Regions from separate parts of the Homo sapiens genome. Here region 2 is linked to region 1. A link is a loop called in an ENCODE intact Hi-C map of the cell type or tissue named here. Cell type or tissue: sigmoid colon. All regions are shown on one strand. Links, peaks and the distances in the headings refer to the core of each region. The heading gives the core; the rest is flanking DNA. Region 1 overlaps CD82 (CD82 molecule). Region 2 holds the start of LINC02704 (long intergenic non-protein coding RNA 2704).

The links. Peaks named below come from ENCODE experiments on the same cell type or tissue, not always from the same donor. Only the 100,000 strongest peaks of a DNase experiment are listed, where the experiment ranks them.
Region 2: it touches region 1 in a loop (4-fold over the local background); 12 of 110 quality-filtered maps call a loop at or near these places.

Annotation. Positions count from the first base shown.
Region 1 is chr11:44,619,869-44,636,199 of GRCh38, forward strand. It overlaps CD82 (CD82 molecule), which reads left to right. Exons shown (of 10, transcript NM_002231.4): 10 at 1-490. It also overlaps the pseudogene RPL34P22. Among named protein-coding and RNA genes, the nearest start is that of CD82-AS1, 23 kb to the left of the region's middle. RefSeq lists enhancers at 8,535-8,594, 15,252-16,040. In sigmoid colon, for the core only: no CTCF peak of the experiment used is centred there; a DNase peak (open chromatin) is centred at 8,273.
Region 2 is chr11:44,694,785-44,711,115 of GRCh38, forward strand. It overlaps LINC02704 (long intergenic non-protein coding RNA 2704), which reads right to left and starts at 6,575. Exons shown (of 3, transcript XR_931234.3): 1 at 6,473-6,575; 2 at 1,437-1,529. RefSeq lists enhancers at 13,567-14,766, 14,415-14,709 and a silencer at 14,415-14,709. In sigmoid colon, for the core only: no CTCF peak of the experiment used is centred there; DNase peaks (open chromatin) are centred at 6,006 and 8,347.

The DNA of each region.
Region 1 (16,331 bases), core at 4,730-12,729:
TATGACATTTATATCTTTATTTTTCACAATTATATTGAAGGCAGTGGGAGAGGGGAGAGGGTGGGTTTTACCTGATATTAAGGGGTGGCACCCCTTCCCCAGGCCTGATGCAGGTCCATCTAGACAGCTCAGATTAGCCTAGGCCATGCCCTAGGGACACGGCCTAGGGGAGCTGGGCTGGAGGGGGTCTGCCTGGGTAAGGGGATCTGGCTTGGCCCTGAGCTGCTTAGGGACAGGTGAGTCCTTGGGGGCATGGCACAGAGCTGGTCCTGTATTCTCCAGGGTCCGGAGCTGGCCAGGGGCGGGGAGGAGGAGGATGGCTTCTCCTGGGAGAAGGTGGGCTGGCCTTTCTTGGCAAGCGGTCCTCTGGCCCCTGGGGAGTGGGGTGGGTGAGGCTGTGCCTTGTAGGGGGAGAGGGGAGGGGGCTTTGTGTGCACCATTCTGTAAAACACACTCAAGATTCTAAGACTATTAAAGAGGATTTATAACAGTCTAGTCTGGAATGGTAGGGATGCTGCTTCCTGGGGCAGGGGAGGACCCAGGGCAGAGGGTGTGAGCAGAGTGGCTGGGTCTGCTGGAGACTGCTGGACCCCTCACTGCTCTGCCCTCCCCGCAGGCATCTGCTTCTGCAGCCTGAACCTTAGGACCGTGATGGGCCAGGCTCTGATGGGCCTGCCTGCATGCCGGGGTGCCTGGAGTTTGATTTGGTGCTAAGAGAGGTATAGATTGTACCTCTCAATTCCTGCTTCTGAAACTAGGGTATGGGTGCCCCCAGAAGCTGCACAAAAGTGGGCTGGTGATGGGGGACAGGGAAGCCACAGGATAAACTTGGCATCGCTTTCTAGAGCATCCGTTTCTGCAAAGATTTGTGGAAGGAAACATTTTCATACTAAAGAAATGTGATGGAGTAAGATGTGCAGAATTCAGGGGACTTTTTAAGATGAAATGTGAGACTTTGGGAGGCTGAGGCAGGTGGATCACTTGAGGTCAGGAGTTCGAGTCCAACCTGGCCAACATGGTGAAACCCCATCTCTCCAAAAAATACAGAAATTAGCCGAGTGTGGTGGTGCACGCCTGTAATGCCAGCTACTCAGGAGGCTGAGAAAGGAGAATTGCTTGAACCCGGGGGATGGAGGTTGCAGTGAGCCAAGATTGTGCCACTGCACTTCAGCCTGGGCAACAGAGCGAGAATCTGTCAAAAAAGAAGAAAGGAAGAAAAAGAAAACGACAGAGAGAGAGAGAGAAAAAGAAAAAGAAGCTTGCTCTTACTTGTGCACGGCTCTGACGACTGAGCCCCAGCATGCCCCTTGCCCGGCGTCATGAAGTCCAGAGGGCACTTGCCCCACCTTCTCTCATTTCTGGAGCCAGTGGGGAGGGGAACTCTTGCCTCCCTGCAGTGGGGCCAGGCGGGGCGGCGGCTAGAGTGGTGTTTCAGCAGGGACCACCAGGCGGCGCTGCAGCCTCAGCCTAGGAGCCCGGCAGAGCCCAAAGGTTCCGTGGTTACTCCCAGTTTCGCCAACGCGGGGCCTGCCAGCGTCCCACTCCAGTGGAAGCACTTGTGAAAATGCAGATTCCAAGGCTCAAGGATTCTGGCGCTGCAGATCTAGGGTGGGGACAAGGAATCTGCCTATTTGCACCCCTTTGCGTTGATTCCGGAAGATTTTCAGACCTGGAGTAATGTCTGTCCCAAGCCACGTGATGACCTCTCAGCGAATGTGGCAGCTGAGGAGGTGTCAGCGGTGGGGTCGGCTGTGGGTCCCTCTGTGGCCTTGGTCGCCTCCCTCTGGGATGGGGGCAGGAGAGGAAAATGTCGATGGTTCCACCTGGCCTGACTTCCCTGGCCCCCCACAGCTTCCACCCTCAGGAAGGGTAGCAGAGAGCTGTTGGGTGTCTTTTCATAAATGCTTTCTCACTGGGAGCAAGGGGACCTGAGTTTGAGTCCAGCTGCATCTCCATCTTCCTGTGCGACACGGGGCCTGGCAGGCTGAGGGTGGGCTCAAAGCTGTTTGCAAAATAGAGGACTGAGAAAACGTCAGAAGTTAGCGAAGGGGTGGGCTGCTTCCTCTGACACGTCCATCCTGCCCAGAGCTCACAGCTGGAAGGGGCCAGAGCCAGGATTTGAACCCCACGTATCTGACTTCAAAGACCATCCTCCTGGCTCCACTGGCTCCTGCCCTTCCAGATTTCCCAGAACAGCCCCAGGACGTGTGTAGTGTGAGGCTCTGACCCTCGCTTTTGTGAAATCTGGTCACTGTGAGCTCTGAGCCTGCTGGGTTCCTCATTTCAACCTCCTGGGGAGCACCCAGTTTCAGCAACCCACTTACTCCCAGCCTGTGAGGTTTTGGGAGGGAGGGAACATAGACCCATGTCTAACACTCAGAATCGTCCCTGCAGCCACTAATCTGTCCCATGCCCATCTGGGGCTTCCACACCTTCCAGCTGCCCTCCCTGGGCCCTCTGTGGGCTGCCATCTCTCCTGCCAAGGGCCCTGACAGGCCCAAAGGACTGGCACATGGGTACCATGTGGAGGAGAGTACAAGGGTGCTCCTTGGCAGTGCCCACCCACAGCTCCCTGGGGCAGCCAGGAAGAATGGCTGGAGCAAAGGGTTGCTCTTTGGGCTCCCGTGGGAGGTTAGAGACAGTGCCTAGGATGTGTTCAGGGAGCTGGACTTTGGGGGGCACTGATTGGCATGGCCACTGACCAATAGGTATGGAAGTCAGGCCTGAGCTGGAATGGGATCCTTACGTATGGATTGGCGGGAGGTGCAGGAGCTCTGAGAGATTGAGCTGGGGGGGAATTTTCAACTGGTGTGGAAATATTTCTCCATTTTATTCATAATAACTGGTATGGCTGGCTGGGTGAGTACTGGTGAATGGCAGCCTGATACATGTGCACATACATGCATGCACTCTCTCACACGCACACACTCGAGGCCCTGAAGGCCCCTGAGGGCTCAGTCCATTCCCAGCTGGGAGGAACCCTAGCTCTTCTTCCCTGAGACTAAGCCATGGGTGGCCCGTAGTGAACAGGGAAAGCCAAGTGTCTTCCTGCCTGGCCTTCCCGGGCCTACACTGCAGAGCCCCCTCTGCCGCTGATCACCATCCTGTCTCCTAGCAGAGCTGCCTCCAGCCTCTGCCCCAGATGATCTTCCAGGTGAGCAGGTCCCCCAGGCTGAGAGCAGCCGGGTGGAGGGGCACACTGGTGACGCTGGAGCATCTAGCCAACAGGCATCTCCTGGGCCAGCGCTCCCATCGCCTTTCTCCCCTGCAGAAGGACAGAGACCCAGGTTGCTACGCTGCCTCGGGGCAAATGTCTGGCTGTTCTCTGGGGTCTTTAGAGGCTGTAGGCTAAGGTTTATTCATTTATTCATTCATTCATCCCATGAATACTTAATGGCACAGACTATTTGTGAAGCACAGTTCTAGGATCTTAGGAACACAGCAGTGAACACACACAAACCCCCTGCCCACATGGCACCTGCATTCTGATGAGTGTAGAGACTCTTGCACACAACTGATGCACCAGGACACACGTGCACACACAGCACACGCATGCACACAGCACACCCTGCCACACGTACACAGGTACGTACCAGCACACACTGCCGACTGCTGACAGCACAGTCTGAGCCAAGTGCTGCTGTGGGATCCCTGGGGCCCATCCAAGGCCCCTTCCTGTGGAAGGAAGTAGAATGAACAGCGCGTCGAACAAACAGGAAAGTAGGAGGAAGTGCTCATCGCCCCTGCCACAGTGCAGGAATCAGCCATTGCCCTGGCAATCCCCTTCCCAACTGAAATCAAATAGAATCAGAGCAGCTGCCACTGGACGTGACAGGCTGTGCAACTTCACCTCTCTTAGTCTTATCGGGAAAATGGGGACTCTCATTCCTCACTCCCAGTGCTGTTGTGGGAGCCAAATGCGGTCACGTACACAGTGAGCTCATTCCCCAAGCAGCCCATTCCAGGACTGGCCCCAGCTTCAAGGGGAGGTTTCCCATCCTCTGGGGGATACCTTCCCTGAGTAGGAATGAGGCCCACGGGAGGACTTTGGGCCTTGGTGCCTCCGGGGCAGGGATGGCTGATTGGCCCAAGGGGCTGGGGCTGGGGCAGGTAAGACCTGTACTCAGCCTCTTGCCTAGTGGGAAGGTGAGCAGGTAGGAGGGCCATTAGAGGACATCTGAGCTGTGAGCACCCCGGCCCCCAGCTGTCCCATCTGACATCATTTCCCCAGCACCTGCCTTCTGAGCAAGGGGAATGTCAGGCCCAGAGCCAAGTGCCTCTCCCCAAGTGACCTCAGATGCTTTAAGCAGTAGCCCCTGGGATAGGAGTGGGCTTCCTGCAGGATGCTGGGGGCAGAGGGGCGGCCAGCCAGAACAGCTGGGAGTGCAGAGGGGCTGTGTGGAGGTGGGGAGTGGAAGGAGAGAGCTGGAGAGTCTCCAGCAGCCTCTTGGAGGACTGAGTGGGCGGGAAGGGATGTTAGTGGCAGCTGATAGGAGTGGAGGGGTCCATCCTCTGCCCTTGCATCACACACCTGGGTGAGCCCAGCTTGGGGCTTCCAGGGTGACAGGGGCCCTGTGATCCCAGCACCCAATCCTCTTGGTCCTGGTTCATAGAGGACTCAGGCGCTTGGGGTGGTGTCTGAGTTCTTTCCATGGGGAAGCTGTCGAGGAACCCACTTGGTGGGTCAGTGGGGGTCTGGTAAAATGGAAGGAGAGAGGCCTGTATTAGTCCATTTTCACCCTGCTGATAAAGACATACCCAAGACTGGGCAATTTACAAAAGAAAGGGTTTTAATGGACTCACAGTTCCACGTAGCTGGGGAGGCCTCATAATAATGGAAGAAGGCAAAACGCACGTCTCACATGGTGGTAGACAAGAGAAGACAGAATGAGAGCCAAGCAAAAGGGGTTACCCCTCATAAAACCATCAGATCTCCTGTGACTTATTCACTACCACAAGAACAGTGTGGGAGAAACCGCCCCATGATTCACTTATCTCCCACTGGATCCCTCCCACAACACATGGGAATTATGGGAGTACAATTCAAGATGAGATTTGGGTGGGGACACAGAGCCCAACCATATCAAGGCCCTTCCCCAGAGGGGCAGGCTCTAAACCCAAGGGAGCCCACAGAGGGGAGGAACAGAGTGGGAGTAAGAATAATGCTATGAGCAGGACTGCAGCTGGGGGAGCTAGGAAGATGAGCAGGGCTGACCCTTTGGGGTGAGGTAGGACTCGCAGCAGGCAAAGAGGGAGCAGGGCAGCAAGAGGAAAGTGCAGGCAGCCACTGCGGAGGGCATGGTGGACCCCAGCAGCCATGGGACCCTGTCTCCTTCCCAATCATCATCATCGTCACAGCAGCCACCAAGGATTTAGTATTAAGCTTTAACCCTGACACCCCAACAGTGTAGACACACTTGCTCCCCCCACCCCTTTACAGTGTGGAAACCAAAACTTGGAAAAGCTAAGCTGTTTGCCATAGCCCTGACCAACTACACAATCCAGGAGTCATTCACATTGGATTCACAAATCCACCTTCAGGTCCAGAGTCACAGTGACTGAAGAAACTGGGGTTGGCCCCTGGGGCCTGTGACTCTGTGTGCTTTCCAATAGTTCTCAAGGCCAATGGGAATGAAGACCCCTGGTTCATAAAAAGAGGAGAGGAGTAGGCCTTTTCTAAGGAGGCACAAGTCCACTAAACCCAACTTTTCCTCCATCAATCTATGCAATAAGGATTTATCAGGCACCCACTCTATGCCAGGCACTGTGGAAGGAATCAGGGGTCACCAAGGTAAACAAGTTTGTGGAGCTGACAGTCCAGTTGTGGGGGAGGCACAGGGAAAAAAACACAAAAACAGCAGAAAAAGCGCCCCATGTCAGGGACAGAGAGGACAGCAAAGGTGATCAAGGCCCTGTCTCTACCTGCCAGGAAGTGCACAAGGTAAGACAAGCCGGTCCCCAGGCTGGCTGTTGTCCCTTGATGTCCTCATTGCCCGGGGCACTGTGGAGGCTGCCACTCCACCAGGACATGGAGGAATGAATCCAGTCCCATGGGCTGACTGGCCCAGAGTTCAAGAGGATGCACGGGAACCAATCACAGTGTGAATGCAAATGAGAACCAGGCACCCCCTACCCACAAGGGGAACTGATCTGGGCCTCCTGTCTATGTGGTCAGGAAAACCTTTTCCAAGAGGCCAACGGAAACTATCTGTAGCTTGTGATGATCTAAAATGCCTCGTCAGGGATTGCTTAATGAGTTTATTTAACAGACAGCTGGGGCAGAGGGGTTGTCCAGGTGGGCTGTGTGTATTTCCTTCCTCTGAGGACTGAGCAGGGCAAGGACTCCATCCTGCATCGGTCTATGGGGGATGCAGGTCATCAGACCCCCATGACTCCATGTGTGGGATGCCTGTGCCTGGTCCCATATGGAGTCTGGTTTCCATCTCCTTCAGAAAAGGAATGTGAAGGTGGCAGCCTGGCTGGGACTGGGGAATGGAGAATGGAGTGGGAAAGCCACGTGGGAGAGCAACCAGCTTTCCTGCCAGTGTCACAGGGCAGAGTGAGCATCTAGGGTGGGAGTCATGGCACTGGGAATTGAGGGACTTGGTTCTGTCTCAGATGTCCCCTAATTAGTTGCATGTGGTCATTGTTTGCAAAAATAGTCACATGTATTCCCCTCCCTGTATCTATGCTCTCTGCAACATGACTATACAGCTAGCACCTCTCTGATGGCTGGTCGTGTGACCTTCTTTGGCTAATGGAATGTGGGGGAAAACACAGTGTGTCAATTATAATCCTAAGTCTCAAGGAGTTTTGCACACTTCTCCCCACTTCTTCTCTCTCTCTGCCTCACTCTCTCAAAACCTGCCACTGCCTCATGAAGAAGCCCAAATTAGCCTGCTGGAGCATGAGAGGCAAGTGGGTCAGTACTCCATCATCCCAGATGACAGCCAACTTACCCCCAGAAGCAGAACCACCACCCTACCTGCAGCCAACTTCAGACGCAAGAGAAGACCAGATGAGCCACCTAGCTGAGCCCAACCTAAATGGCTGACACACACACAGAATCATGAGCTAAACAAATGGTGGTTGTTTCGGGCCCTAAATTTGGGGTTAGTTTATTACACAGCAATAGCTAACTGATAGGATAGGTAATCATAATGACAGCTACCATTTGCTGAAGGCCTATTGGACACCAGGCCCAGCACTAAGCACTTGACATACATTGCATGAGTCCCCTGACTCATTTAATCCTCACAATAGCCCTGAGAGTTGGTATTTGGATGCACACTTTATAGATAAGAAAACAGAGGCTCAGAGGAGACATGAGTCTGGTCTAAGGTTGCTGAACAGTAAGAGACAGAGATCAGATGAGAACCTAAAATCTGTCTTCATGGGCTCGGTGTCTGAATCTCCCTTCCAGAGGAGCCTTAATGTCAGAGAGAATCAGCATCACTTGAGAGACTGTAATGTATTCTGCACACGGGAGCTGACATCATTAAGAATGTTCTCAGCCTTCCGTCCCCAAGAATTATGCCCTGTCTCACCCTGTTCTTCTCTCACCCCCAGTCAATGCCTCTAATTCCCTTGGGCTTCTGGAGGGAAAGACAAAAGACACAGATGAAGGGATAATTTATTTCTTTTTGATCCCACCTGCTATTTAATCAGTAAATATTTACAGAGGGCCTGCTATGTGCTAATTTCAGAGTGTTCTGTCTTTCATGACACATTTTCTGGGTCCCTATGGTGTGTTCTCACTCAGCCCATGTAGCACCAACACAAGGGTCATTGGGATTATCCCCACTTTACAGCCGAAAAAACTCTGAGGTTCCAGAGAGGTGAAGTGGCCACCTTGAGGTCACTTAACTATAAGTGACCAAAACAAGATTCAACTCTAGGTTTGGCTGAATTCAGACAGGGTCTCTTCTTGCTCTATCACCACAGCTGTGGCTTTTTTAAAAAAGGGATTTTGAAACTTCCCCTGGGCTCTGTGTCTGGCAGGTAGGGGGCTGGAATGTGGAGAGGAGAAAGGCTAGTGGGGCTGTTGGAAAATGTCCTCTGACTCTCAGAGCTGGCTGGCTCCTGGGCTGGGCATGGTGCTCAGGCTCAAGCTCTGGGTAATGCTGTGAGCTGGCCAAGGAGGTCGCATGTCCTGGAGGGAGGAGAAATAGCCACAGGCTCCAGCCTGCTTCGCTTGTGTCCGCAGCTGACAGCCACAGCCATCGCTCATCCCCACCCGCCCCTCTGCTTAGCTGCTGGACCTCTGCCATCTTCCACCACCAGGCACTGGGCACTGGGCCCTACCCCTCCCCGGCTGCACTGTTTACAAATGGGAAATTCAGGGAGAGTCCACCCAGGCTGTCTTCTCCTCCCAGGGCCATCACGTCTCTGGAGTTGGGGCTTAGCCACAGGTCTCTCAAGGGTCCCAGAGCCCACCCCTGACCCAGGGTTCCTCTTTCAGACTGGAAGCAGGCCCCCACCCAGATGTCCTGACCAGAGTCTAGCTGCATGGAGCCCTCACCGGTGTGTGGGAGCAGGAGGATACAGAGGTGAAAGGCTGAGAGGCCTGGGGGTCTTTTAGGCACTGAGGGAACCCACTATCCTGCAATCACACATGGTTGCCTTCCCCTGGGGCAAGTTGGGTGCTGGAAATATCCCTGCCCTGGAGGCCCTTACTGGCTGAGAAACCTTAGACCAATCACCTGCCTCTCTGGACCTCCGTCTCCTCATCTTGAAACTGAACAGAAATATTCTCAGAGCCACATAACCACACAGACACCAATATGAATTTATTAAGTGTTCAGCAATTTGCACACATGATCTTAGCTATTCCCACAATAACCCTAAGACCTGAATTCTTAGCGAGGTTAAGTAACTTGCCCAGGGTCAGGGTGAGTGAGTGACCACAAAAGGTTTGGACTCAGCAACCCTGACTCCCAGTCCAGGGGCTCAGCCTCGTGGCTACCAGCCTCCTTTCTCAGGGTGGGTCATACCCGCAAATGCACAGACGCCCTGCCCGATTCATGGGCTGCAGGTCAGGTCATGCTCCACACTGGCTTGCTTGATGCCCTGGATGAAGTTGCTGACCCCTGGGGTCTCCTAGTGCCCTAAACTCCTCTGCCATATCTCCATCATCAATGAGCTGTGCTCCTCTGGTTCCTGGAACAATCTCCCTTTTTTCTTCCACCTAACTCCTTCTCCTCCCTCAGATCTGCCTTCAGGGAGCTCCCCAGACCATGGCCCCAATGACAGAGGTGGCCTTGCCCTCCTGCCGCCCTCTCTGTGGGGAGGGCCTCCCCTGTGCAAATGCCTGGTCCAAGGGTTCAAATCCAGACTCTGCCCTCTCTTTTAGTCCCTCCTCTGGGAAATGAGCATAATAATGGTCCCAACCACATAGGGTTGTTTCCAGGACTAAGTGATTTAGCACAGGTTCAGGCTTAGAAAAGCTGTCAGGTTTTTAAAAGATGTCTGGAGTTTAGGCAGTCAGCATGGCCCAGCGTGTAACACACCGTTGTAGGCTTTCCTATGATACAGCCTCTAACAAAATTCGGTGTCCTGAGTCCCTGGCAATAGAATTGTTTACTTTTATGCCAAGATGGTCTGGAAGGCACTGAAATCTGCATGTGGTGTGTGCCCAGGCAGAATCCGCAGTTCTTATGAGGTTGTCTAAAATGAAAACACACATCAGCAAGGCCCATGGTGGTCCCGCACGTGCTGAATGTGTCTGGGAAAGGAGTCGATGTGCTTTCCTTATGGTGGAGCAGGAAATTGTTGGGAAAGTGTTGAAGGCACAACAAGCACAGCGTGTTTAGTTCAGAAAGCTAAAGAAAAACAAAATGAAGCCTTTTTGAGTAATTACAAAAAAGAAAGAAATTCTGTGGATGTGGAGCAAGCTCTCCATGCCCAATGGGCATTTTCCCCCCAAAAGGCGCTCTCCTGATAGTCAATGATCATTGCTGGTTGAAGTCTGTGTCTTCTCTGCTGAACCCTAAGTTCCTCGAGGGCAGGGAGGGCTTCTGGTTCATTCCTTGCCCTGTCCCCAGCTTGGAGCATGTGCCTGGCATATAATGAGCATTTAATGCATATTTGTTGGATAAATGAATGAATGAATATAACGGGCCCCATTGTCAGTAGCAGAATGAAATAATGGGATGCAGAAGAGAACTCAGGCAACATTGAGTTCTTTTAGAGAGGAGTCCCGTACTTGTCTGACCTAATAATCATCTGTGCCTTCTGCTAGAAATCCAGATTCTGGGGCCCCAGCCCTGGAGATTCTTGTTCTTTGGGTCGGGGCGGGGGTGCTCTGGAAATCAGGGCTTTTTTTTTATTTTATTTTGAGACAGAGTTTCGCTCTTCTTGCCCAGTTCTTGCCCAGGCTGGAGGGCAATGGCACCATCTCAGCTCACCACAACCTCCGCCACAACCTCCAGGTTCAAGCAATTCTCCTGCCTCAGCCTCTTGAGTAGCTAGGATTACAAGCATGCACCACCACGCGAGGCTAATTTTGTATTTTTAGTAGAGATGGGGTTTCTCCATGTTGGTCAGGCTGGTCTTGAACTCCCGACCTCAGGTGATCCGCCCACCTCGGCCTCCCAAAGTGCTGGGATTACAGGTGTAACCCACCACACCTGGCCGGAAATCTGGGCTTTTAAAAGTACCTCGGTTGATTCAGATACACGGGCAGTTTGAGAAGTGCTGGCTTAGAGCAAAGCTTGGAGAGGAGAAAAGTGAATATACTGCTTACATGTCTCAGAGGGTTGGGCCGGGGTTCCTCCAGTCTGAGATAGAAGAGAGACCTGGCAGGCTTCCTGAAGGAGGAGGCATGGAGGCAGTGTCGAGGATGGGTGCCAGTCTTCCAGGGAAGGAAGAGGAGAGGTGGAGGGGTGTTGCCACCAGTGGCCCAAAAGGATGGGGCTCCAGCCTCCAACCTCACAATGACCACCTCTAGAAGTTGGAGGAAGGTGGCTGCAGCCCCAGTGTGTGACAAGGGTCCTATGAATCAGGATGCCCCTGGGGGAAAGGACACCCTGAGCATGATGTCCTCTGTCCACTCTGCTTAGGAGGAAATGGGGGGCAGCACTTTCTAAAGGAGGCCCAGTCAGGACAAAACCTCAGGCCTGGGATTAGCCCAGTGGGCCTTGCCTGGAGGTGGCACCTTACGCTCTGGAAGGAGAGCTGCCCCAGCCTAGAAGGGCTGGGGGAAGGAGAAGAAAGAGGGGTCGATGATGGTCAGCAGCATCTGCCATTTCTATCATGATCCAGAGGAGGGGTGGCCAGTCTGGAGTCGCATGGCAGGTATTAGGACTAGAACTCAGTGAGGCCATTTGGAACATACAATGCCCATCTCACTGCCTCCCACCTCCTGAGCACAGGCGGGCCATTTTCCTGTTTTCGGCCCAGCACAGGCGCGGGGAGAGAAGGCAGCAAGAGGGACTTTTTTTTTTTTTTTTTTTTTTTTTGAGACAGAGTTTCACTATTGTTGCCCAGGCTGGAGTGCAATGGCACGATCTCGGCTCACTGCAACCTCCACCTCCCAGGTTCAAGCGATTCTCCTGCCTCAGCCTCCCGAGCAGCTGGGATTACAGGCATGCACCACCATGCCAAGCTAATTTTGTATTTTTAGTAGAGACGAGGTTTCTCCATATTGATCAAGCTGGTCTTGAACTCCCGACCTCAGGTGATCTGCCCGCCTTGGCCTCCCAAAGTGCTAGGATTACAGGCATGAGCCACTTCGCCTGGCCAAGAGGGACATTTTATTGTTACATATTGACTATGAACTTAGGCCTTATGAAGTCCAGCCCCCAGGAAACCTGTTGTAAACTGGGGTCTTTGTTTATGTCTGTGTGCGTGTGCATGTGTGCGTGTGTGTGTGTGTGTCCACATATATGCTGTGGGGGCTCCTGAGTGTGTACAGGGATGTTATTGATTCTTTACTACTGTATCCTGAGTGCCTAGCTCAGTGCCTGGCATGTAATAGGTGCTCAGCAAATGAATGGGTGAGTTCCAGCGTGCCCATATATGTGTTGTCAGATGAAACTCAGATCTGTAGGACCCAGGGAGCCTCCCCAGAGCTCCGGAGAGGGCAGCACTTCCACAACCTTAGAGTTCAGGCTATTTTGGGAGACAGGAAGGATTTGCAATCAGGAGACCGAGAGCCACCCTGGACAGCCAAAGGTGAGCCACATTCGCCAGGCCCTGGAGGAGAGAGAAGGCAGGGGACACAGCAAGTGCCAAGGCTGAGAGGTGTGAGATGGGCAAATCCAGAGCAAAAGGGCACACTGGGGTTAGACTGCAAGAGTCAGCAAAGACGCCAAGATACAGCTTGAGCCGCTGAGTATGCTGAAGCCTGTATTTCCTGGGCTTGGGGACCCTGGGGAAGGAATGCAGCTGGGGGGAAATGAGGGGTCCTATCATGGAATAAGAGCCATGGTGGAAGCTTGGGCCGAGAACAGGCTAATGGCCCGACTGTTGAGGGTATCAGAAGCTCAAGTGACTAGAGAGAAGGAGACGTTTGGTCAAAAGGATTTCTTTGGAGGGAGATCTGGGGATGCTTAGATTTCCAGCCCCTATGAGGGGCTGTTTTGGAAATGCCTGCCCCTCTCATGGCTTGGTTAGAGCGTCCCAGTGGATTATGAGAAGATGGTAACGTGTGTCTCCAGTGAGTTGGGGATGCAGAAGCCTAGACAAAGTTGGCTCCCACCAGGAAAATCTAAAAAGGCCAGCAAGGGGCTGCTATCTGCTAGGAATAAACAGAAGATAGATCTGAGGTGGGATTGGCTGGGATTCCCCAGAGTTCAACAGAGTGCAGAAAACAAGTATATTTTCTGGGGTTCAAACATGGGCCTGGTCTGCCAAGAACTTTGACAAAACACAGCTCTTCCTCCTCCTCCTCTTCAGAATTATGTGGACAAGTAAATCTGGGAAGGGCTACAGCAGAGCATGAGTGTGGGGTGGGCATGGAAAGCCAGGGTTAGAGCGGGCAGCAGCCACCTACAGGATGCCCCTGGCCCACGGTGTGGGAAGTGCAGCCAAAGCCTCCCGGGACAGGAAGGAGGCGTCCAGAAGAATCCACAGAGTCAGCCCTGCCCCCTGCCGGGCCCTGTGAGCAGAAGCCATCCCACAACAGGACCGGTGAGACAAAACCTTTCCTTCCCGACTCCTCTCCCTTCTGGGCTATGCCCTGGCAGCCCCGGAACTGCAAATACAGAGTGAGTGTCCCTTATCCAAAATGTCTGGACCAGAAGTGTTTTAGATTTGGGATATATATATATATATATATTTTAGACAGAGTTTCACTATTGTTGCCCAGGCTGGCGTGCAGCGGCACATTCTCAACTCACTGCAACCTCCACCTCCCAGGTTCAAGTGATTCTCCAGCCTCAGCCTCCCAAGTAGCTGGGATTACAGGCATACGCCATCACGCTCGGCTAATTTTTGTGTTTTTTAGTAAAGATGGGGTTTCACCATGTTGGCCAGGCTGATCTCGAACTCCTAGCCTCAAGTGATCCACCCACCTCAGCTTCCCGAAGTGCTGGGATTACAGGCATTAGCCGCCGTGCCCGGACAAGATCTGGGATATTTTTGGATTTGGGAATATTTACAGATACATGATAGGATATCTTGGGAATGGGACCCAAGCCTTAAACACAAAATTTATTTATGTTTCATATGCATCTTCCACACATAGTCTGGAGGTAATTTCTACACTATTTGAAATAACTTTGTGCATGAAACCAAGTTTGTGCATATTGAACCATCAGAAAGCAGAGGTTAGGTGGAATATTCTACACTCGTAGTGTCATGCCATGGGTACTCAAAAAGTTTTGAATTTTGGAGCATTTCAGATTTTGAATTTTTGAATTAGGGGTGCTCAGTCTGTAGCAACATGCGGGAAGAGGGGCATGGAGCAAGGGCATGTGCAGGGGCAAAGTAGGTCCAAGCCCCTTCTCCAGCTTGCTGCCTGCAGAGGGCAGCAAGGGCAGAAAGAAGGGTTAGCTTTGAACCAAGTTCAAAGATGCAGTTACTACCTCGGACCAGACACTTTTAATGCCAACCTGACTCTGTATTTGCAATTTAAAGTGACCTAAGAATTTTTATCACCTAACCGGGGGCAGAAAACTTGTGGGGCTGCCCGAGTTTTCATCCAGGAATGGGGGGATGAACTTCCACCGGAGAAGGAATCATAAAAAGTAAAAAAAAATAAAAAATAAAAATGTTGGGTGACAAGAATAAAGCTGTTTTCCCTTTCGCCTGATTTTGCTTATCTAATGCACTGGTTTCTGTCATTACGGCTGTGACTCTGTCTCCCCTACTAGAATGTGGGCTCCTGAGGGCGGGTCCCTGTCAGATTTGGCTGTGTCCCTCCAGCATCTGGCCCAAGGCTGGGTATTTGATAAACCTCAGTAGATGCTAATTTTCTCTCTTCTTTCGCTTGACCCTGGGTGTTTATAAGAGGTGGCATCAGGTTCAGAGGGTAGCCCAGGGTCTCACGGATGTGGACAGAGATTTGGCCCATCCTTCATGGCTCCTCCAAGCATCAGTCATGTAAATCAGTCAGGCAGTCCATCTGCCAGTGACGGGACTCAACGGTCAGGCGGTCAGACAGTTGGGCATTGATCAGGGGATGGCTGGCCGCCAGCCTTGCCAGTCAGATGGACAGACAGTCCGAGGATCACTCTGCACTCAATCTGATACAGACACCGCTTTGCAGGGTCCCCTCCCAGCACACCAAGAGTGTCTCTCCTCTCCCAGAGTCCCCCCCTTCCCAGGAGGCCTGGTCTGGGGTGCTCCTGGCAGGGTGCCCGTCCCTGATCACCGACTTGGCAGCCTCCTGGATGCTGGCTCCAGCGATGCCCCTCCTCCTTCCCCTCCCTCCCAAGGTGGGAGCTTCAGGCTCTGCCAAAGCATTACTAAGCCCGGCGGTGACGTCACCCTCCCTGGTCCCACCCCGCCCCCGGCCGGCTTACCCTTCACCCCTGGCTGCCCCTGTGAGAATGACACATCCTGGGTGGGGGAGGGGCTGTGCCCTGGGACCAACATGAAGATCCTCCCCCCACCCCAGGCTTCCTGGTGGGTGGGATCTGGTCTGATGCTTCCCCAGCTGGAGGCTGCTCAGCTCGAGCAGTTATAGTCCTGGAGACCCAGCCAGACGTACCCCAATGCACACTGAGGCTCTTCCCCTCACCAGCAGGGTGGCCCTGGACAAGGGACTTTATCTCTTTCAGCTTCATCTCGGATGATAATAGGACCTGCCTCCGGGGGCGAGTGAGCGGGTGTGAGGCTTCAAAGACACCATGCACCGCAAGCCCCTGCTCCACTTACAAGGGGACCTTCAGTCCATCTCGGTTGCCTGTGGGGTGTTCACTCCGAATTCCTCAAGGTCCATTTCAAAACTAAATGGCTGGTCCTTTGCTGTCAGGGTTAGCTGAAAGACAAGGACTTTTCACCAATGCTGTCAAGCTGTGAGGTCAACACCCATTTCCTGGGATCACAGCAGCCATCCCGCGGTGTGGGGGGCCACGTGGGAGTGGGCCTTGGACCTTGCTGCCCGTGGAAATTCTAAGCACTCCTCCTCACTTTGATTGCAGCGATTTTTCCTCCTCATTGTGGCCAAAGGCGCAATCCCAACTCCCAGCACTGGCTCTTCTCTCTTCTTCCCAAATAAATACCTGAATGGAGGTTTTATTCAGGAACAACCTTGAAATACAACCAGGCCATCAATCTCTATCCCCCAGCACCTGGGGTCTGGAGCCCCAGAATTCAGAATGCTGAAGGTTGGTTGGCTTGGCATTGGGAGGAGGAAAGCCTTCCTCCCATTCCTCCAGGGAGATCAGAAGGCAGCAGGGTCTGCTGTAATCTGCCCTGCCCAAGATCTCTGTCTGATCTCTGGAAGATCACCTGGGCTGCCCCAGCAGGTGCCAATGAACCAACACTTCAAGGGTGTCCCTCAGAACATTAGTCTTGCCAGGTGCTTCACAAAACCCACACCTACACACATCACCACCACCAAAAATCACATAATAGTAGTAAGAGTTATGTGGCTTGCTCAAGGTGGAGGGTCTATAAGAGAATTCCTCATGAAATTGGGATCTTACAGAACTCAATTCCTAGTGTAAGGGTAAAGAATAAATAACTCCAGCCGGGTGTGGTGGCTCACACCTGTAATCCCAGCACTTTGGGAGGCTGAGGTGGGTGGATCACCTGAAGTCAGGAGTTCGAGACCAGCCTGATCAACATAGTGAAACCCCGTCTCTAATAAATATACAAAAAAAAAAAATTAGCTGGGTGTGGTGGTGGTACACGCCTGTAATTCCAGCTATTCGGGAGGCTGA
Region 2 (16,331 bases), core at 3,584-11,583, 74 kb after region 1:
GATATAATGCTTACAGTGTTGCAGTGTGACCTAGGGCCAGGGCTGCTGTCTAGATGTGTTTCCTACTTACCCTCATATCACAATGTTTTCTCTGCACTGCAGGCTTCATTCGTTGTTTTTGATCCAGTACGAAACTTCTGAATGCCCCAATGCATGAGGCCCTAGGTTACCCTCTTGAACATCCACTCACAGCTTTTCTTTTCCAAGAGCTCCAACAAGTTCCAGAGGTGTTTTTTGTTTGTTTTCTCTCCCTTTGTCTCTGAATTCTATTAATCATGATCCCTTATTCACGCCATCCTCTTGCCATAGGTTCATAAACGGTTCTCCTCTGTTTATTTATATAAATAAACACCCAAGACCTGGTCATCCAACACAAGAATCAGAACATTAACCAGCACTTGCATCTGTCTGTGGGCTTCTTCCCTGTCTGACCATCAGCCTCCCCTACCCAAGGAAGCCACTATCCTGAAGCTTTCTGTAGGTCACATGATCATCCCTAAACAAATCACTGTGGCCTGGGGGACAGAACAGGCTGATTGGCCAGGTCTGGATCAGGTGATCATACTTGGAGTCAGGGCCTGGGGTAGAATTAGCCCCATGCAATGCACGTGGGTGGAGGGGAGTGAGGGTTGGGTGGTTTCCCAAAGGCAATCTGAAGGGCCAGGGAAAACAAGAGCCATCAACCGCACTTTGTCCCAGGCTCAGTGTCACTTGAACCAAGTCTTCCCACAGCACCACAGGGCTCAGGCTTGCCCTGCTGACCCCCAAGGCCTGGACCTGAAGCTCCTGGAAGAACAAGAGTTGATGAGAAAGGACATTCTCACTTCCTCCCACGGTCTGGAGCCACAGGCTGGAATCTCCAGCCCCACCTCAGCTGAAGGAGTGGGGAAAGGAGGCTGTCTCTGGGGGACTCGTAGAGGGCAGGGCAGCAGGCTGGGGTGGACAGGGTCCTGCTGTTTGACTCCTCCTGCTCCTCCTCCTCATTATTATCATGTCCTCAGGGCATGACCCAGGTCATCTCATTTAGTCTTCCCATGGTTTTATGTGGAGGGTCATTATTATCCCCCTCTCAGAGCTGAAGCTTCCAAGGCTGGCTAGTGAGAGACTGGCATGTGTTTACCCAGCAAAGCGGGGTCAAGCAGAGCCGTAGAGTCCTAGAGCCAGGTGGCCCTGTGGGACTGGCTTAACCCTTACGTTGGGGAACCCAGAGCCCAGACAGGTTAGATTCCCTGTCCCAGGGCCTACAGTGAGTGATGGCTCATAGCCTGACTCCTAATTCAGGGCCTGCTCCATGAAGCCAGATGAACCCAGGTGTGAGACCCGGCTTCTCCCCTTCTGATTACTTAAAGTCTGTGTCCCTCGGTGACCTCGTCCGCAAAAGAGGATGGCAATGGGCCCCACGTGGGAGCTTACCGTGAGGTTAATCACGTTCTCACCTGCAAGGTGCTCAGCATAGTGACTGGCACATGGCGAAGGCTCACGAGTGAGGGCCCTTTTCAAGATCATCATTTAGCCCCATGTTTCTCCACCTGCAACACGGGAAGAAGAGAGGCTCAAGTCATCTAAGGGGTGCGGCCATGCTTCAGAAAAATGTAATATTGAAATAGTCCCAGAGAGGTAGTACAATGTGGTGATTAAGAACGCAGACCCTGGGACCGGCCGAGGTTCCAGTCCCCACTCTGCCATGTATAAGCTGAGCTTTCTTGAGCAAATTCCTTAACTTTTCCATGTCTCAGTTTCCTCATCTACATAATGGGGTTAATAACAGTTGCTGTCTCCTGGAGTTGTTGTGAAGATTAAACAAGTTAGCCTCTGAGTGAAGTGCTCTGAACAACACCAGGATATGGCTAAGGACTTTGTAAGTATTCACTGTTACCAAAAATGCTGGTTATTAGCTGTCACTTTGGACAACCAATCATAGTTATAGAAATAAAATAGAATGTAAATGTTGTTAATCTTCCCAATATGAAATAAAATCACATAGTCAACAAACATTCGGGACTGATTGTTAATTTCCTCACCTTTTATGGAGAGTCACTAGTAGACAGTGCCTAGAGTGGATAAATGAAGAAACAGAAATGTATTTTTTAAATTAATTGATTGATTGATTTTGAGACAAGGTCCCTCTCTGTCACCCAGGTTGGAGTGTAGTAGCATGATCATAGCTCACTGCAGCCTCAACCTCCTGGGCTCAAGCAATACTCTCATCTCAGCCTCTCGAGTAGCTGGGACTACAGGCGAGTGCTACCATGCCTGGCTAATTTTTGTATTTTTTTTTTTTAGAGACAAGGTCTTTTGATGTTGCCCAGGCAGGTTTCAAACTCCTGGGCTCAGGCAATCCTCCTGCCTCGGCCTCCCAAAATGCTGGGACTACAGGCGTGAGCCACCAAGCTCAGCCAGAAATGTATTTTCTATGATTTAGTGTGAAAAAAAAAAAAAAAAACACACAAGCTGGGCACAGTGATGCGTGCCTGAGGTCCCAGCTACCTGGGAGGCTGAGGTGGGAGGAGGACTGCTTGAGCCCAGGAATTCAAGTCCAGCCTGGACAACATGGCAAGACCCTGTCACTTAAAAATTTTTTTTAAATAAATAACAATGAAAAACAAACTTGGAGTGTTTAGGAGAACAGAGAAACTTACTTTTTATTATTTTTTAACCATATGCATAGGTTCGTTCCATGAGAAAAGTTTTTAACAAATTGAAAACAAATAAATGACGGTAAGTCATTTATAAATCAGTAACAGTTCAAAGAAAGCACTTGCTCTCTATGTTAGTAAGAAACAGGAGATGGAACAGAGAAGTCCACACGCCTACTCCAATTAGAGTTCTTTGGGCAGCAAGCATGTATTACTTATAACGAGAAAATATGTAAATGAAATAAACTTGAAGCAAATGTGATGATTTTGATTCCCAGCAGGCAGGAATATGACACCTAGAATCACACTGTCCCTTCCTCTCACTCCTGACCAGGCCTGGGCGGGAATTCCACTCCTATTATCGAATGTTGCAAAAATCCCAGAGCCGCCTGGATCTAATCCTGGCTGGGCCTTCATATCCAGGTGGGCCTCCAAAGCAGGGATGAAGTTGCCCTGAGCAGCTTCCCAACCCAGCAAGAAGCCAACTGGCTGCTGGAGCCAAGAAAGGCTTGTGCTTAGCTCGCTTCATAGAAGGTCCTAGAACCGGGAGCAGATAGTTCCAGGCAGTCCCAAGCATTAGCTCACCTGTGAGTGGTAATAAAAGGGGCATTAGAGAGCTTCTTTCACCAACCTGTATCCATTCATTCACTCACCCATCAAATGTGTGTTAAGTCCCTAGCAATAGTGTCTAAATTCTCACCACTTCATAAATACTCTGCAACCCTGCTTCCAGATCCTCACATGCCTGACACCTTCTTTCTATGTGGATGGTGCATAACATTCCCATTAATATTCTGAAATAAACCCCATGGATGTTGTAACCTACCTACAGGCACGATTTTTAAAAATAACCATATACAATGTCCTATCTGTAACATAAATAGGAAATATAAAGAATGTCCCGTAAAATAAAAACTGTACTTGAACAAGTAAGCACTCAGGCCCAGCTGCTCTGGAAGACATAGGAAGCAGTCAGGGGCTTGCAGCCTGCGCAGGACCACCATCAAGGGGACAGCTACAGATGTACAGGAACGTGGGGCACTGAGCCGAGAAGCCAACGTTCTAATCATGTCACTGTCAGATGCACGTTTCCAAAATTGTGAGCAGTTCTTGGCATGTTCTGAATAAAACTAAATATAGAGTTCTCTTCTCTTGTTTTTGTCTTTAGTTGCATCCTTGAAAATTCAGTATATATTCAAAGTGTGGAAAAATGCTTTATATTTACATGTAAAGCAGAGCTAAAGTCTAGACTCACATAATGATAAACATATTTTCTTCCCTACATGAATGTCCAGCAGGGCGTGTGAAAGTCACGTGGCTTGTGGGGACAGTTCCTCACTGGGCTGCATGATCCCACTTTTTTTTTTTTTTTTGAGACAGTCTCACTCACCCAGACTGGAGTGCAGTGGTGCGATCTCAGCTCACTGCAACCTCCGCCTCCTGGGTTCAAGCGATGATCTGCCTCCTGGGTTCAAGCGATTCTCTGCCTCCTGAGTAGCTGGGACTACAGGTGCGTGCCAACATGCCAGGCTAATTTTTGTGTTTTTCGTAGAGACGGGGGTTTCACCATGTTGGCCAGGCTGGTCTCAAACTCCTGACCTCAGGTGATCCACCCACCTCGGCCTCCCAAAGACCATCTCCCTCTTAACTAATCACCTGCCTTCCCAGACCCACCACCTGCTCAGTTTAGTGGTACTCCCCACCTGACCTTATCTTTGTGACAATCGAAAATGCCCCCCATTCATTTCCAAATCATCCCTGGGGGCAGTGCCACTCAACTGAATGTGTCGTTTAATCATCTCAACAATCTGATATAAGAGGTACTAACATTATCCCCTTTTTACAGATGAGGTGAAATGGCTGAGCCAGGACCCTCACCGGAAGTTGTCTTAAGTCCACGCAGTCTGCTATACTTCCTTCCCGCGTGTCCATTGGGCCTGCAGTGGCACTGGGGACCCAAATATGAGAAAGGCATCCCAGCTGGGGGTTGCCAATGCATAGACCCCCCTGTCTATACAGCATGGCGCAGATTCAGACAGAGGAACATATGGCATGCTGGGATATGCAGCAGAGGAGTGAGCAGAGAGCAAGAGCACCACAGCTAAGCCTGGGGTAGAGATGGTGGAGGAGCGAGGGAATGGCATTCCAGGCGGGGGAACTGCATGAGCAAAGGCATGGAGGACAAGGCAGCATGAAAGGTTCAGGGTCTGTGAGAGGCAGGGGGTGGTGGTGGGGACATAGGTCTGGACAAGCAGGCTGTGCTGTGATTGTGAAACCAGAGAGGCACGGTCAAGCAGTGTGGTTGGGCTGGGTAGGCAATGGGGAGCCATGGGAGGTTTTTGAGCGGAGTAGCTCCATGAAGGTGTTGGTTTTAGAACAATCCCTGGGAGCAGGGAGGAGAGTGAACTGGGAGGGTGAGGCAAGGGTGTGCCTCCAGTGAGCGTGCGTCTCCACAATCCAGGCCAGGGATGTGGGTGGGAGCAAGACAGCAGAGCCCTTTCAGAGGCAGAATTAGCAGCCTCACAACAAACAGGCTGTGGGTCCAGGGTGAGGAGGAGCCTCGAATGACCTTGGAAAACAGGTAACGGCTGGAGGAGAAACAAATTCAAGCAGACCTGGGATCTGGGTGAAGACATTTTGAATCTGAACTCTTTCCCCAACACTGCATCTCCACTGCTACTTCGTCTGCCCGGAACAGTCACCCTCGGCTTTAAGTATGGCTGGGGCTCCTGCTAAATGTCCCCTCTTGAGAGAGCCTGCCTGACCTCCCTGTCTACAGTAGCTGTCACCTCCTTATTTCCCATCCAAGCTCTCTACTTATTCCTGTTGCAACAGCCATCATTGGTAACTTGACCTGCTAGTTTTCTGTTTCCTAAAATAGAGCCAGGATCTGTCCTATTTTTGGTCTCTTCCGTAGCCACACTGTGTGTGGCACATAGTACCTGCTTGAAAACATTTGTTGAATGAATAAATTGAGAGAGAAGGACATCAAGGGAGAAATGCTCAGTGAGTACTCAGAAATGCCCCTGCTGCCTGAAACCCCCTATTTGAGTCTCTCTCCTTTGATGCCAGTCTTCCTGGTCTTCTGTAAAGTAATCGAGAAGGTCATTAGTCCTCTCTGAGCCACCTAGCTAGGAAGGGGTATGTCAGGCTCCTAGTGCAAGCCAGGGGTAGAGATTGGGGGTCTCCGTGGACCTTTCCCCCACTCTCTGTAAGAGGATGGTAGGAGGGAGATCCTTCCATCTCTGCTGTGTGTGTGTGTGTGTGTGTGTGTGTGTGTGTGTGTGTATGCTGGGGCTGTTAGGGGTGGGAGTGGAGGGAGGAGGAGGCAGCCTGGAGCCGAGTCCTTCCTGGAAGCCAGAGGCAGGATGCCAGAGGCATGTGTTCCCCAGCAATCCCCAGGCCCAGGGGAGGGAGCGCCAGACCTGAGCTCAGCAGGTTGGAGATGCACCCTCCAGCCCACCCCCACCCTGCCCTGCAAGAGGTCCTGCAGGCCTGGCCAGCACCCTCTTTCTCTCCCTACAGCGCTCCTCAAGGAACTGTCTGGCCTTAATAAAAGAAGTGAAACCTCCTCAGTCATGTTGTGACTTCCAGCGTCTCCCTTAATTCCCACACTAGCCCTGGGAGATGTGCATTGCCACGGGCCCTATTTCACAGATGGGAAAACCAAGACTGAGGGAGACTGTGGCTCATCCAGGGATGCAGAGCCAGGCACAGACAAATCTCATGCTCTTAGCCATGCCATACGCCATCATCTCCACCCCAGCCCTACACCTGGAGCCCCTACACCTGGATACCCCACATGTAGATGCCCCATGCCTGGGCATTCAACATACCTGGATACTCCATGCCTGGGCATCCCAGGCCTGGGTGCCCCACATCTGGGCATCTCACACTGGCAATGGGAACAGGCTGAATGGGGGCCCCTGCCCTGGAGACCCTGACAGCCCTGCTCCCAGAATCACTAACACTTGCAGGAGGGCCTGCGTTTTTATTTCTGTCTCCTTGGGCAGGAAACATGGCCAGGAGAGAGATAAGGAGGAAAGAAAGGAGGGGCAGGCTTCTCTGGAGCCAGGGCTGCTGCCTCCCCCTCCACACACAGGGCAGAAGAATAGAAGGAAGTGGCCAGAGAAAGGCAAGTGTCTGAGTCGGGGGGTAGGGGATGTGGGGCAGGGAGGTTATCATCTACAAATAACCCTATCTCCAGGACCCCCAGGAGAGGATCAGAAGGGGCTGAGGCCAGAGGGTCTGGGCTGTGTGGCTGAGGGGGTGGACAGGGGTCATCAGTGTCTGCCTGGGAGATGATCAAAGGGCCACACAGAGGACAAGGACATGACCCAGGACCCTCCCCTCTGCCTGCTGCTCTGACCCTGCAGTTGGCCAAGCAGGTTGTGCAATGACCCACCTGCCCATTGGATCAGTCCTCCCCGAATCCATCCAAACCTTCGTTCCCCCACCCACTCATCCATCCATCTACTCCTCCTGCCTCCCTGCCTCTGAGCCTTCCATTCTCTGTTCCTTCTGCCCACCACATCTACCTTTCCTCTTCTCCTTCTTTCCACTGCATCTACCTTTCCTCTTCACCTTCCTGACTCATTCTTCAGGTCCCAGCTTAGAAACAACATTCTCCGGGAAGCCTTCTCAAACACCCCCACAAAATCCAGTGTAAGGAACATGGCCCATGGCCTCCCACAGCCCTGGTCTTCTCTTTCTATGATACTTATGACAACGACAATTTCATACTCACATCCATTTCCCCTGCTACCTGAGGTAGCTGATAATTCTTCAGCACCCAGAACAGTGCCTGGCATACACTAGGTGCTCAATAAGTTCATCTGGCATCTTTACTTTCTTATCTGTGTCTCTTCTCTCTTCCCTGTCTCTCTTTCCCTTTTCAAGGTTTCCTGAACACCTACCTGAGCCAGGTTGGTGTTTGCCACTGCCCTTGAGGCTGGCAGAGCTAGCATGGGAGTAGATGAGGCAGTGGAGTGGATGGATATCCTACCCACAAATCATATGACCAAAGGTAGAGAGAGACTGCATTCTGTTTGGGGTAAGGGAGGAGGAAGAACTGAGAGTGGGCTTCTCGGGGGAGATGGCACTTGGGCAGTGGAGATGGCAGTGGAGATGGGCAGTGGAGATGGCTGAGGGGTAGGCTCAGGAGTCACACAGGGAAGCACAGGCAGCTTTAGGGAGTGGGAGGTGTAGGGAGGAAGTCTCCCTGAAGAGAGGGGGCAGAGTGAGAGTGATGCAGTAATAGCAGTATCGAAGTAGTGGCAGGGAAAGAGAGATGTGGGGGTGAGGCAGGGAGGGAGGGAGAGAGAGAAAGAAACAGAGATAGAAACAGCAGAGAGATGAGGGAGAGCTAGACAACACGGCAATGTGACAGAGAGAGAGAGCAGGACACCAAGAGACCCCATCGCATGCCCAGGGTGTGTGCTGGTGGAGGCCAGAGGACAGTCCAGGTGCCTGGCTATGGTGTGTCCTGCCTTTGAGAGAGTGGCAGGCCCTAGGCAGGGGTTGGGGGGGCCTGGCTGCTAATCTCCAAGAGAAATGGTCATGGCCATAGGCCTTAATGGAGTCGATGACTCACAGTGTGTGGGGGGGTGGGGAGGTGGGGTGGGGATGGGTCCCATGCCAACAGCTATGCAGGAGACAGCTCTGGCTTTGAGGATGAAACTCTGTAGCCAGGGCCAGTGCCTGGGGCCTGCTTGCTGTCTGGATGCCTCCAACATCGAGAGGCTGCCTTTGAAGGAGAGGCCTGGCCGAGCCCAACTCCTAGCCTCTGGCTGGGCTGTGTCCTCTTCCCGTCCTTCAACCTCTTCCTCTCCTGGACTGGGAGGGGTAATCTGGGGCCTTCCAGAGGTGGCCAGGAAATGGGAAGGAGGGTGCAGCACCAGTTTTGGGGCCCCTCTAAGGGTGAAACTGGGGTGCAAAACATGGGATCTGCCATGACATGGACATCAGGATGACTAAGAGGCCCTGGAATGTGGGGAGCAAAGCGAAAGGCCCAGGGATGTTCCTGTCCTCAGAGCAAACTGTTTGAGCCTGGCCTTTCTGGACCTAGATCTTAGCAAACCCTAGGCATTGTTCAGGCTCAGAGTCCAGGTAGAGCAGACTTGTCATCTGCCCTCTGGGAGGGCTTAATTATTAAAATTAAAACAGCTACCATTTATTCAGAACTCACTTGGGGCCAGGCATGGAGCTACGTACTTTACACAAAACACTGTGTTTGTCCCCAGTGACTGTCAGTTGCAGGCACAAGTATCACCCCTGTATTAGTTATCTATTGCTGTGTAACAAATCACCCCAAAGCTTAGTAGCTTAAGACAGCACTCATTTATTGTCTCACAACTTCTGTGGGTGAGAAACCTGGGCATGACTTAACAGGGTCCTCTACTTCAGTGTCTCTCACAAGGCTGCAATCAAGTCGTCTGCAAGGGCTGTGGTCTCATCTGAAGGCTTGAATGGGAAAAGATCTCTTTCTCAGCTTAGTCAGTGGTTGTTGGCAGAATTCAGTTATCTCTGGGCTGTGGCCAGAGGCTGCTGTTAACTCTTCATCACGTGGGCCTCTCCCCCACACACACTTGCTTTTTCAAAGTCCACAAGCAGAAGGTGGTAGAGTCTGCTAGCAAGGTGGAACTCACAATCTTTTGTAACGTAAGCAGATACAAAGTAACATCCTCAACATTGCTGTATTCTATTGATTAGAAGTAAGTTAGTGACTCAGTGGAGAGGATTACAAAAGGCCATGAACACCAGGAGGCAGGGTCACTGGGACCATCTTAGAGGTTGTCAGCCATGCCTCCATTTGATAGATGCAGAAACAGAACCATGAGAAGTTAATCATTCAAGGTCACAGCTAATGAGTGGCAGGGCCAAGATTTGGACATGGGTCTGTGGGACTTCCAATCTGTAGCAATGCAGAGCCCAGGCTCTGGTAACAGACTGGCTCCACCCCTTACCAGTGATTGATCTTGGGCTAGTTAGTTACCACTTGAAGCCTCAGTTTCTTCTTCCATAAAATGAGGATAACAATCATAATGATAGAAAATCTCACGTAGCACTTACTTTGTGCCAGGTACTCTTCATGTAAGTCTTTTTATGAATGAGCTCACTTGATTCTTACAAGCACCTGTAAGTATGAGCCCTCCCATTCTGCCCACCCTAAATCATACCATGAGATTTCCTTTTTTTGAGGGGGGAGGGGAACGAAGTTTTGCTCTTGTTGTCCAGGCTGGAGTGCAATGGCACGATCTCAGCTCACTGCAACCTCTGCCTCCTGGGTTCAAGCGATTATCCTGCCTCAGCGTCCCGAGTAGCTAGGATTACAGGTATGCGCCATCAAACCCAGCTGATTTTTGTATTTTTAGCAGAGGTGGTGTTTCCCCATGTTGGTCAGGCTTGTCTCAAACTCCTGACCTCAGGTGATCCACCTGCTTTGGCATCCCAAAGTGCTGGGATTACAGGCATGAGCCACCGCGCCTGGCCCAACATTTCCTTTTGAAAACTGTCCAGTGGTTTCCCTTCCCACTAGAAGTAAAAGCCAAAGTCTTTTGCTCCTTGCTCACTCCTTTCCAGCCACTCTGGCTTCTGGCTGTGAATTGTCCTCCCGGGGCTCTTGTGTGTGTAGTTCCCACAGCCTGGAGCCCAGTCCTGCAGCTGGGGCTCCCTCCTCACTTCCTGCGGCCTCTGCTCAAGTGTCATCTCTTAGAGGGCCCTGGGTCCCCCTGTTTAAATACCACTCCCCCTCCCATTTTCTTTATTTTCCCCCTTTGTTTTTTCCCCTCCTGTTTTCTTTTTCTTTTTTTCTTTTCTTTTCTTCATTTTTCTTTGAGACAGGGTCTCACTCTGTCACCCAGGCTGGAGTGCAGTGGCACAATCACAGCTCACTGCAGCCTCAACCTCCTGGGCTCAGGTCCTCCCATCTCAGCCTCCTGGGTAGCTGGGACTACAGGCGTGCATGCACCACCATGCCTGGCTAATTTTTTAAGAAAAATATATTTTCTGTAGAGACAAAGTCTTGCTATGTTGCCCAGGCTGGTCTGGAACTCCTGGGCCCAAGTGATCCTCTCACCTTGGCCTCCCAAAGTTCTGGGATTACAGGCATGGGTCACTGCACCTGGCCCCCGCTCCCATTTTCTATCCCCTTACCCCGCTTCTCTTTTCATCACAGTGCTGACGTTATATGATATCAGTTTTGGTTTCTTCATTGTCTGTCCCCCTCAATAGATTATGAACACAAGGACAGAGGCATTGTTTGTTCCACCGAATCACTAGTACCCAGAATAGTGCTGGCCTACCCCAAGGCACTCAATAAATATTTGCTGAATGAATGATTGGATGAATGCTAGCTTTTGGTCATTGAGGGTAAGGCCGTGAAAAGCACCTCTGACCCTTCAGTCCAGCCTGGCTGCACCTCTTCCTCCACTCCTTGCCTTCTCCCTCTAAGAAACTGAGGTGAGGAGGAATTCTGGGTTCTTGGGAATCACTGAAAAGAAGCTACCCCACTGTCGCTCAGAGCAAAGATATAGCCTGGCCCTGAAGGGAAGGAACTGCTCTGGTACCTTCCATCCATCAGTCCTGGCTGCCATCCACTGAATTTAAACAATTTGGTTAGATAGAGCAGTTATGTCCATTTCCAGCCGGGCACGGTGGCTCACACCTGTAATCCCAGCACTTTGGGAGGCTGAGGCAGGCAGATCACCTGAGGTTAGGAGTTCAAGACCAGCCTGGCCAACATGGCAAAACCCCATCTCTACTAAAAATACAAAAATTAGCAGGCACAGTGGCGCGAGCCTGTAATCCCAGCTACTTGGGAGGCTGAGGCAGGAAAATCGCTTGAACCCGGGAGACGGAAATTGCAGTGAGCCAAGGTCGTGCCACTGCACTCCAGCCTGGGTGACAGAGTGAGATTCCATCTCATAAATAAATAAGTCCATTTCCATTGTAGTGGCAGAGAATGCAACAATTAAAAAACATAAATGTGAATTCAAATGCCAACACAAATACTAATAGCTCATGTTTATTGAGCTATTACTAGGTGTGAGGGGCTGAATTCTCTCCTCCCCAAATTCATGCTGAAGTCTTAACCTCCAGTACCTCTGAATTTGACTGTATTTGGAGTTAAGGTCTTTAAAGAGATAATACATTAAAATGAGTCCACTAGGATGGGTCCTTATCCGATATGACTTATGTTCTTAGAAGAAGAGACTGGGACATGGACCCGCACAGAGGAAAGACTGTGTGAAAGCATGGCATGGAGACAACTGTCTACAAGCCAAGGAGAGAGGCAGCAGAAGAAACAAACCCTGCTCACACCTTGATCTCAGACTTCTGGCCTCCAGATCTGTGACGATGGAAATGTCTGTTGTTTAAGCCAGCCAGGCTGTGGGACTTGGTCAGAGCAGCTCTAGCAAGCTCAGACACCAAGCATGATGCCAGGCTGCGTGTGCAAATCTGGCCAATGAGGTACAAAGGCAGTACTAATGAGGTTTTCCTCTCTCTTATAAAGAAGCAGGTTGGATGTGGTGACTCATGCCTGTAATCCCTATGCTTTGGGAGGCCGAGGCAGGAGGACTTCTTGAACTCAGGAGTTTGAGGCCAGCCTGAGTAACATAGGAAGACCCTGTTTCTACTAAAAATTAAAAAAATCAGTCCAGCATGGTGGCGCATGCCTGTAGTCCCAGCTACTTGGGAGGCTAGGAAGTGGGAGAAGCATTTGAGCCTAGGAGACTGAGGCTGCAGTGAGCTATGATGGCACCACTGCACCCCAGCCTGAGTGACAAAGTGAGACCCAGTCTGAAAGAAAAAAAACAAAGGGAAGAGTCCCACTCTTTGAAGGCCTATGAACATTGTTGTTTGAGTATGCTCTGCCTGGAGCTGCTGCAGCCATTTTGCCACCATGAGGCAAGCAAACATGGATACACAGAAAGATGAAAGGTACCTGGGTCCTCGATGCCTCTGCTGAACTGTGAATTACCCACCCTAGTTCTGGACTTTTATTTATATGAGAAAATGGAAATTCGTTGCTTTTTAGGCCACTTTGAGTTGGGCTTTTTGTTACCTGCCTCTACACCAGTGTGGCACCCCAGTGACAAAGGCAGTCCCTAGTCATACCCCAAGGCCCTGAGAAGTGGAGTGACCTGTCTCACATTATACAGCATATGAATGGGGTTCTGAGACTCAGGCCTCATCTTTCTACTCCAAAGTTCAAGTTCTCTGGGCTGTTTCAAGCTGCCTTGGCCCTGAAATTTTGGATGGGACAAGACCCCTGGAATCTGAAACCACTTGGCCTCCCACATTGCCATGGGAAGCAAGGAGGACTCCGAGCATGGAACCAAGGCCAAGGGGTGGACATTTAGTGGGAGCAATCATGGACTCAGGGAGAGGCAGGGCTTGCTCAGAGTCAGGGGCAGCAGACCACAGAGGAGGCTGCCAGGGGAGGCTGTGAGCCTCAACTTCCTCCCCTACACATCGGAAATGATAATAGCGCCTACCTCTTTGGCTTGCTGTGAGGATTAAATGAGAAAATGCAAAATGCCTAGAGCAGTATCTGGCCCATAGTGAGTAGTCATAGGTCTTAGTTTGTACTATTACTTTGTGACATCAGCCTGTTTCCGTTTTGTCCTCCAGTCCCCAGCTGGGGCCCTGCCTCCTTCCACCTGAAGCAGCAGCATGAGTGGAAAATTGGCTTTGGGAATCTCTGAGTCCTTCCATTATAGGAATTTGTCCGGGTAGCAGAGCAGCTCTGTGATGTTGTGTATTGAAACCCAAGAGCCCCGCCGGCACGACTGGAATTCAGGAGAAGGGTCCCTCGGGATTCCCTGCACAGCCTGCCAGGCCCACCCACGCTCTCCTCACTGTGTCAGCCTGGCTGAACTCGGAGGGCTGGACTGTGATTAGAGGAGCTGTGGTTCCAGACGACGGTCACCCTCTTAGCTACTGTGTATCCAGCACCACTGTGTACTTCATTTCATTCACCCACTCAGTCCTCCTGAGCGGTAGGTATCCTGTCCCTGAAGAAGAAACTGAGGTTCAGAGTGGCGAGGTCAGTTTTCCACAGTAAGCGGCGGAACTGTGATCTGCACTCAGACCTGTCCAGAGGGAAAGCTTGTGCTTTGTCCACTCTCAAGCACACAGAAAAGTGTCACTTCATCCCACCCAAGCTAAACCCAATTGAGAATCAAAATCACGAATTGGTCACCAAAGACTGTGGTTAATTTAGAGACCACTACGTGTGAAGTGCTGTGCCAAGCACTGTGCTCTGATATCCCTCTTGGGGTTTCACAGTTTATCTTACCACAGTAAAGGCTCTGAGAAGTCCTGCTATAAAGAAGCCCCTTTAACGTTGAGTCACTACCAGCTTCCTGCTTGGTAGAGTTCTGTTTTCCAAGAATCCCATTCACACCCCTTGCACAGAACATGCTTTTGAAAAAGGTCAGTCTAGAGAATGGGAATGCTGGGGAGAATCCTTCCAGGACCTTCAGAACAAACCCATGCAGACGATGCGACTTCCTGCCCAGAGGGGCACAGAGATAGCTGAGAACAGAAAGGGAGGGACTCCAGACTTGAAGTTTCAAAAGGGCAGGAAGTACTCAGGTACCTGGATGATAGATCTGGGGATTGCGTGTGGGTAGATGGATAAAGAATGATCTCCACCCACACCTCCAGCCAGAAGGAATTATTCAGACTGTGGAGGGGGAGAAGGGAGAGGATGTGGCCAGGGAGAGGGGTCAGGGAGCCCAGAGGATGCAGCAGGACTGGCTGTAAGGATTCAATGCTGGAAATGGAAAGCACTGTATGAATTTTAAGCAGCAAATGAATTAAAACTGAAAATTAGATGGTTGCAAAACTGTGGGAGGGCTGGAGAAGGGCAGTCAGGGGCAGCCCCTGGACTTTGGTTTGGAAGGTCATGCCTGTTGATATGACTCAGATGTGCGGAAGCTGCTGCTGCCACTGGAATTGCCACATACCTGTGAACCTGGTGAGCAGATGCTAGGGCCGCTCCAGCTGCAGCTCGGTGGCTACCACCTCTCTTCCTCCTTCCCCACCTCATGGGGGCATGTTTACCTATAGAACCTCATTCATAGCCCAGATCCTAGCTGCAAAGGAGTCTGGGAAAGATGACTGCTTAGCTTTCCAACTTCCCTCTGACAGAATAAGATTCTTAACCTGGGAGTGAGTGTCCCAGAGGCCAGGAGAGCACTCAGGGCCCCTCCAAGAACCTGCCTCGACATTCAACAGTAGGCCAAACCCTAGGGGCTTGCTTGTATTAGTCTGTTTTCATGCTGCTGATAAAGATATACCTGAGACTGGGTAATTTATTTAAAAAATAAAAAAGAAGTTTAATGGACTCACTGTTCCATGTGCCTGGGGACCGAGTGTAGTAGGAGAGAAAATCAGAGAGGAGATGGGGGCAGCTAGCAGGTGGATCATGCAGGGCCCTTGCACCTTGCATAGACTTTGACTTTGACTCAGCATGAGACACTGCCATCGCAGAGTTTCAAGCTGAAGAATGAAGTGACGTGACCAACATTTTAACAGGCTCACTCTGAGTAGTGTATAAGAGGAGATACACCTGCAGCAGGGGAGGCAGGAGGAGGCAGTGAAAGCATGAGAGTTGAAAGTGAGGGGCTGTTGCAATAGCCCAGGGGAGAGATGAGGGTGTTTTGGAGGAAGATGGTGGCAGAGGAGGTGGCGAGAAATGGCTGGATTCCAGGCGCATTTTGCAAGTGCAGCTAACAGGATTTCCTGACAGATCAAATGTAGGGGGTGAGAGAAAGATGAGTCAGGGATGGCGCCAGGGCTTTTGGCCAGAGCACTGGAAGGATGGAGTTGCAATCAACTGGAAAGATGAGGCCATGGATCTTCCTGCTTCTTGCAGGTTCTGGGGGGAGGTGGGGAAGATGAAGAGTTTAGTCCTGAACTTGTAAAATTTACAAGTTCGAACTTATGTTCATCTTCAAAACAGCTGCCAGAGTGTTATTTCTCTGAAAGAAAAACAAAGGAAGGAACAAACAAATCTCTAGTTGGCTAAGTCATGAAGTTCTAACTCTTCAGCTTGGGTGGATGAGTCTTTAATGAAACCTGCCCAGACGCATCTTCCCAGCTCTTCGCTCTCTGCCCATCCGTGTCCCCCTGTGCTCCCAGCCATCACTGAGCATCTCTTGTAGACCATTCATCCATTCATTCCCTCCCTCCCTCAGCATTTGTTTAGCATCTACTCTGCCAGACACGGAATTAGGCATCAGGGCTACAACCCTCTTGGAGCTCACATTTCCCATCACCCTGTCCCCAACCCTAGTGCCTTTGCACAAATTGTGTCATTTGCTTTGAATACCAGCCAGCTCTTTCTCCTCTCCCTGTTTACCCTCTGAGGCTCAACTGTTACCCTGTCCTCTGGGGGATATTTTTGATGCCTCAGACACAAGGAGGTCAATATTTCCAGCACCCTCTGCTCCTATCATCTGTGGGGGCTTCTCAAAGGCAGAGACTTGTCTTTATTCAGCCCTCTATCCCCCAATATTTGCTTGATTGCTTGAATGAATGAGTGTTAGTAAGGATTCAGCAGCTTGGATCTTGGTCTGAGCCACACTTGGCTAACGATGTCCTTTTGGTCATGGCCTCAGCAGGGATGAGCTGGCCACGATTCTAACCTTTCTAGAAAACAAATACTGGCAAATACTGGCAATA